Regions from separate parts of the Homo sapiens genome. Here region 2 is linked to region 1. Evidence: chromatin contacts called from ENCODE Hi-C data. All regions are on one chromosome and are shown on one strand. Each heading gives the region's core, a stretch centred on a gene start or an enhancer-like site at or near the end of the contact. The rest is flanking DNA. Distances are from core to core; before and after follow the strand shown.

Region 1 (2,827 bases), core at 167-2,666:
TGCCTGCTATTTTTACATTCTAGTCCCCATTTGTTGCCATGAAGATAGAAATCACAATTTCTACCCAACACTGTAGTGTTGCATCCTGCACACAAACGTACTTTAGTGAGCTCATATGTTTATGTTTATGTATCATCTATGGCTTTTCTTGGTAAGACAATGGCAGAGTTAAATAGTATCACAGAGACCATATGACCTGCAAAACCTATTAATAAAATATTATCTGGCTGTATGAGCACATTTTCATACTGCTATAAAGAATTGCCTGAGACTGGGTAATTTATAAAGGAAAGGGGTTTAATTGACTCACAGTTCAGCGTCGCTGGGGAGGCCTCAGGAAACTTACAATCATGACGGAAGGTGAAGGGGAAGCAGGACACCTTCTTCGTTAAGGAGAAGTGCCCAGTGGAGGGGAAAGAGCCCCTTACAAAACCATCAGATAGCTTGAGAACTCACTAGCATGGGGGTAAACGGCCCCCATGATTCCATTACCTTCATCTGGTCTCTCTCTTGACACGTGGGGATTATGGAACTGCCCCCATGATTCAATTACCTTCACCTGGTTTCTCTCTTGACACGTGGGGATTATGGGGATTACAATTCAAGATGGGATGTGGTCGGGGACTCAGAGCCTAACCATATCACTGGCCCTTTACTAAAAAATTTACTAATTCTGTCTCCCGCTTTAAATTATGAAAGGGACAATTACAGTACTGGTGGAAAAACATTGCTGGAGTGCTTTAGTGAAACCAATTATTTAGGTAGCAGCATGCCACGGTTATGGCTTAGTTGACAGTTACTCTACTTGTGAACTTCATAGGTTGGTGTACGATTCTTAACATGAATATTAAGTAGAGGCATTGAATGAAGATATTTTTCCAATTAAAATCTTGCTTTGCTTCTTCAGGACTTTATAAACCAGACCAGCTGGCTGTGGCACAGATACGAAAGACTTTGAGACCCTGAAGGCACCTTGCAGAACATCCTCAGGCTTCCTCATTTAACAGGAAAAAACCTGAGGCCCAGGGAGGCATCTCAGCTAAAAATACTACTATACATTTAAAAGGAGGTTTCTTCCGGTCGCAGTTGCCTTCACGTTTTCAAATCTTCTCTTTAAAAAGCAAAAGCAGGGCACAACCAGGCCAAGCGCCAGAAAACTCGGAATTGGCTTTATTTCCTTTTTTTCTAGTTGGGCTCGGTTATGATTTTCGGTAACGTACACAAATGCTGTCCTTGTCCATAAACAAACGCTTAAAAAAAAATGTTTACCCGAGAAACAAGGATAGACACGAAGCTGCCCTCCCTGCCCCGTTCCTCACCCTCTCCAATAGCTATAGGCGCTGCCCGCCGTCCCTAACCCGGACCAATCGGCAGCCTGCTGCGGGCCTGACGGGAGGGGTGGGGCCGCCGTTGCCAGAGAAGCCACTAGCCGGTTACTAGCTGCGCTTTTGTTCCACTTGAGCGGGCACTCTTCTGCGGCAAGCAGGTCTAGGAATTCGCCTGGTTCCCACCTCGCGTCCCTTGCCTTCCTTCCTAGTCTACCCACTGTAGTGCCCCCTGCGTCCCGCTCCCTCCTAGCCGACTCAGAGCACAAGAAGGATTGCCACGGTTTCCATTGCAGCAGCCGTGGCGCCTCTGACCCTTTTTTTATATCGCGGCGACGGCGGGCTGTCGTCACGACGACGTGCGGACGCAGCGGCGGGGGCGTAAGTACGCCTTTTGGGTTGGGGGCGACTTTGTGGGGAGCCTAGCTGCTGCTGGGCGTTTACCGCGGGAGCCCTTAGCGGTCTGGAGGTGAGGGCAGTGGTGGGTCCCGGAAGTAAAAGGCCCTCGCGCCCACCCAGCCCCCTCCGCGCAAACCCTCCACCTCCCTCAGGCTGACTACCTGGCCTGGGAAAAGGGCGGCGAGACTCACTCTTAGGAAGGGTGTGGTCCCCGGGACATCAGGGCAAATGTTAGCGTGAGGTGGGCTTGTGCAGAACGAAGTCCTGACCGGGCCGTTCCTGGATATGGTTGCATTTCTTTCAGAAATAGTGACCTCTTAATCATTGGGCTGGTTTTTAATCGCCCATCATGTGATATATCAGATTGTAGGAAGCCCTGGGGGCTTCGTAAGTGAGGTATATTACAGGAATCCTCAGGAAATAATTCCTTCTCCAGGATTCCTCTAGGTTCCAGCCCCTATAGGCGACCCCTGTAGTGCGGGATTGACCTAGGGTCGTGGAGAGTGCTAAAGGCCGACTTGTGTTCAGTCCCAGCTCTGCCACTGAACCCGCTGTGTGGCCTTGTCTAGGTCACTGAACCTTCCTGGATTCCTTACTGATAACTGTAACAGTAATCATCACTTTGGGGTGGTTGTAATACGAGATTAAGTAAACGCAGGGCCATTAAGGTGGCACCGAATGTAGGTGGTTAGTGAGTGGTGGTGCTTGTTGTTTACTGAGAATAACCATACTGGGGCTGCTGTTGGGGATAAAATCTATTTCGAAGACAGTTTCCTCATCACGCAACGCATAGTACGGTTTCAAGTGTTTTTGAATGAATGAGGTTCTTGGAGTTTTAAGTGCAACTGAGTTAAGGTTAAAGAAACAAACCGGGCCGGGCGCGGTGGCTCACGCCTGTAATCCCAGCACTTTGGGAGGCCGAGGCGGGCGGATCACGAGGTTAGGAGATCGAGACCATCCTGGCCAACACGGTGAAACCCCGTCTCTACTAAAACAAATACAAAAAGTTATCCGGGCGTGGTGGCGGGCGCCCGTAGTCCCAGCTACTCGGGAGGCTGAGGCAGGAGAATGGCGTGAACCCAGGAGGCGGAGCTTGCCGTGAG
Region 2 (2,827 bases), core at 159-2,658, 650 kb before region 1:
GAATCACAGACCTAAATATAAGAGCTAAAATTATAAAACTTATAGAAGAAACAATCCTAGTAATTTTAGGTTTGGCAAAGATTTCTTAAATATGACACAGTAAACAAGAACTACAAAAACAAACATCAATATAGTGGACTTCACTGAAATTAAAAGATACAGAAATGAAAAGGAAAGCCACATAAAGGAAAAAAATTTGTGAAATGTATAGCCAACAAAAGATTTGTATCATATCAACAAAAAATGTGTATCTTACAACCTAATGAGAAAATAGCCAGTCCATTTTTTTAAATGAACTAAGGATTTGGACACTTCCCCAAAAAAGAGATATGCAGATAAGAAGATGAAAGACGTTTGTCATTAGAGAAAATAAAAGGAAAACTACAATGAGATAACACAAAAATTTGTAAGAATGGCTAAAACTGAAGACCGGTCATACCGAGACTTGTCAAGAATGTGGAGTAACTGGAATTCTCATGAACTGCTGGTGGGAATATAAAATGAGACAACCATTATGGAAAACAGTTGGACAATTTCTTAAAAAGTTAAACATATAGGCTGGGCGCAGTGGCTTGTGCCTGTAATCCCAGCACTTTGGGAGGCCAAGGCAGGTGGATCACCTGCGGTCAGGAGTTCGAGACCAGCCTGGACAATATGGTGAAAGCCCGTCTCTACTAAAAATACAAAAATCAGCTGGGCGTGGTGGGTGCCTATAATCCCAGCTACTTGGGAGGCGGAGTCAGGAGAATTGCTTGAACCCAGGAGGCGGAGGTTGCAGTGAGCCAAGATCGCACCATTGCACTCTAGCCTGGGCAACAGAGCTACACTCCATCTCAAAAATAAATAAAATCGACATGCACAGCTTTTTACATCTAGAACCTGCCGGTCTTTCAGGCCTAACTGGGGTTCATTCTGTTGATCTGATGCATTCGTTTCTTCTCCTTGACTTTGTACTTCAGCCCAGTCCAACAGAACTGGAGGTTTCCTTTTCCGCCATAGTTTGTCCATTATCAACAGATACCTGATGTCATCTTTAAAAAGCTTGGTAAAAAGTTTAACTGGATTATATCCAGTTGATTTAGCCCATTCCTTAGTGGAAATACGTTTAATGTCACCTTCTTTATTAGAATGTTCTAGCTCTGGCTTTGGCTTCTGTTGGTTCCCAGGCAGCTTCAGGGTCAGCTCTGTCAGGAGATACTTCTTAAGTACTTTGCCCAAAAGATGCAATGTATAGGTTCTGAAGGTGTGTTACAAATTGTACAGTCAGGAGAGGTTCTCTGGGTTGGCTTAGGATGACATTCGTAACACTTGGTCACACCCTCTTTGATAGTAGTTACTTGTCCAAGATACCCAGCAGTTCCACTTTCAATAAGAGGAACAACAGCTGCCAGGCACACTCTATTAACACGGTTTTGGGCAGCTCTGTTATCTAAAGCATTCATAACCAATATAAACTGTCAAAAATATGCCACATTATAGTCAGGGTTCATGATGCTGTCATGGTAGGCAACCATATTAGCTTTCAGGTAAAACTGCAGTGCACTTTCCCTGGCAACCTGTGCCTTTGATCTTCCAACATGTTTCTTTTGAAACAAAAACTGTTGAGGTTGCTGACATCAATAGTAACCAGATCAATCAGGTCGACGTGGGAGAAGCCGGTGAGCACAAGGTTCTTAAGGAGCTCACAGCACTGAGACTCTGAGAGTTCATTTAGCAGAAAAGGGGGATGGAGCTGAGCTCACATGGGATAAGGATGACCCATATGCAATGGATTTTGTTACCTCTGCTACAAACCTCAGGATGCATATTTTCAGTATGAATATGAAGAGTAGATTTGATATCAAATCAGTGGCAGGGAATATTATTCCTGCTATTGCTACTACTAATGCAGTGATTGCTGGGTTGACAGTATTGGAAAGATTGAAGATCTTATCAGGAAAAATAGACCACTGCAGAACAATTGTTTTGAATAAACAAGCAAATCCAAGAAAGAAGTTTCTTGTGCCTTGTGCACTGGATCCTCCCAACCCCAATTGTTACATATGTGCCAGCAAGCCAGGTGACTGTACGGCTGAATGTCCATAAAGTGACTGTTCTCACCTTACGAGACAAGGTAGTGAAACAAAAATTTGCTATGGTAGCACCAGATGTCCAAATTGAAGATGGGAAAGGAACAATCCTAATATCTTCTGAAAAGGGAGAGACAGAAGCTAATAATCACAAGAAGTTGTCAGAATTTGGAATGAGAAATTGCAGCTGGCTTCAAGCAGATTACTTCCTCCAGGACTATACTTTATTGATCAACATCCTTCATAGTGAAGACCTAGGAAAGGATGTTGAATTTGAAGTGTTGGTGATGCCCCAGAAAAAGTGGGGCCAAAACAAGCTGAAGATGCTGCCAAAAGCATAACCAATGGCAGTAATGATGGAGGTCAGCCTTCCACCTCCACAGCTCAAGAGCAAGATGATGTTCTCACAGTTGATTCGGATGAAGAAGATTCTTCAAAGAATGCTGACGTCAGTGAAGAAGAGAGAAGCCGCAAGAGGAAATCAGACGAGAAAGAGAATCTCAGTGCAAAGAGGTCACGTATAGAACAGAAGGAAGAGCTGGATGATGTCATAGCATTAGATTGAACAGAAATGCCTCTAAACAGAGCCCTCTTACTACTTAGTTTATCTAGGCAGAACCAGATTATTTGTTATGTCCTTTGTTCCAAAGGGGAAAAAATGGACACCAGTGACTTGAAAATGATTCTGCTCCCTCTGAAAGCATTCATTTTGCTAGAACTGTTAGACACACTGCAGTATGCTATACTGAAAGTAGGAA

What was found. A loop is a pair of places that touch in the nucleus more often than their neighbours do. Pooled maps may share reads with other maps.
Region 2: a loop to region 1 is called in a map of naive thymus-derived CD4-positive, alpha-beta T cell, with 2.6 times the contacts of the local background. The contact joins the enhancer-like site here to the promoter of ODF2L in region 1. A Hi-C loop is called at or near these places in 3 of 168 maps with a recorded cell type or tissue (B cell and naive thymus-derived CD4-positive, alpha-beta T cell), 2 of 37 single-sample maps with no recorded cell type and 11 of 50 pooled maps.

The regions. Positions count from the first base shown.
Region 1 is chr1:86,394,912-86,397,738 of GRCh38, reverse strand. ODF2L (outer dense fiber of sperm tails 2 like) reads left to right here and starts at 1,416. Exons shown (of 17, transcript NM_001366781.1): 1 at 1,416-1,706. RefSeq lists an enhancer at 1,442-1,491.
Region 2 is chr1:87,044,737-87,047,563 of GRCh38, reverse strand. The region is part of intron 1 of HS2ST1 (heparan sulfate 2-O-sulfotransferase 1); the gene reads right to left. It also overlaps the pseudogene LOC100421465 and the pseudogene LOC100421468. Among named protein-coding and RNA genes, the nearest start is that of LINC01140, 84 kb to the left of the region's middle. RefSeq lists an enhancer at 2,428-2,527. Within about 2 kb of position 1,408, at least 2 of the 41 ENCODE cell types and tissues checked have a DNase peak (open chromatin) inside an H3K27ac peak, as active enhancers do; they include B cell, where a contact is called at or near this core.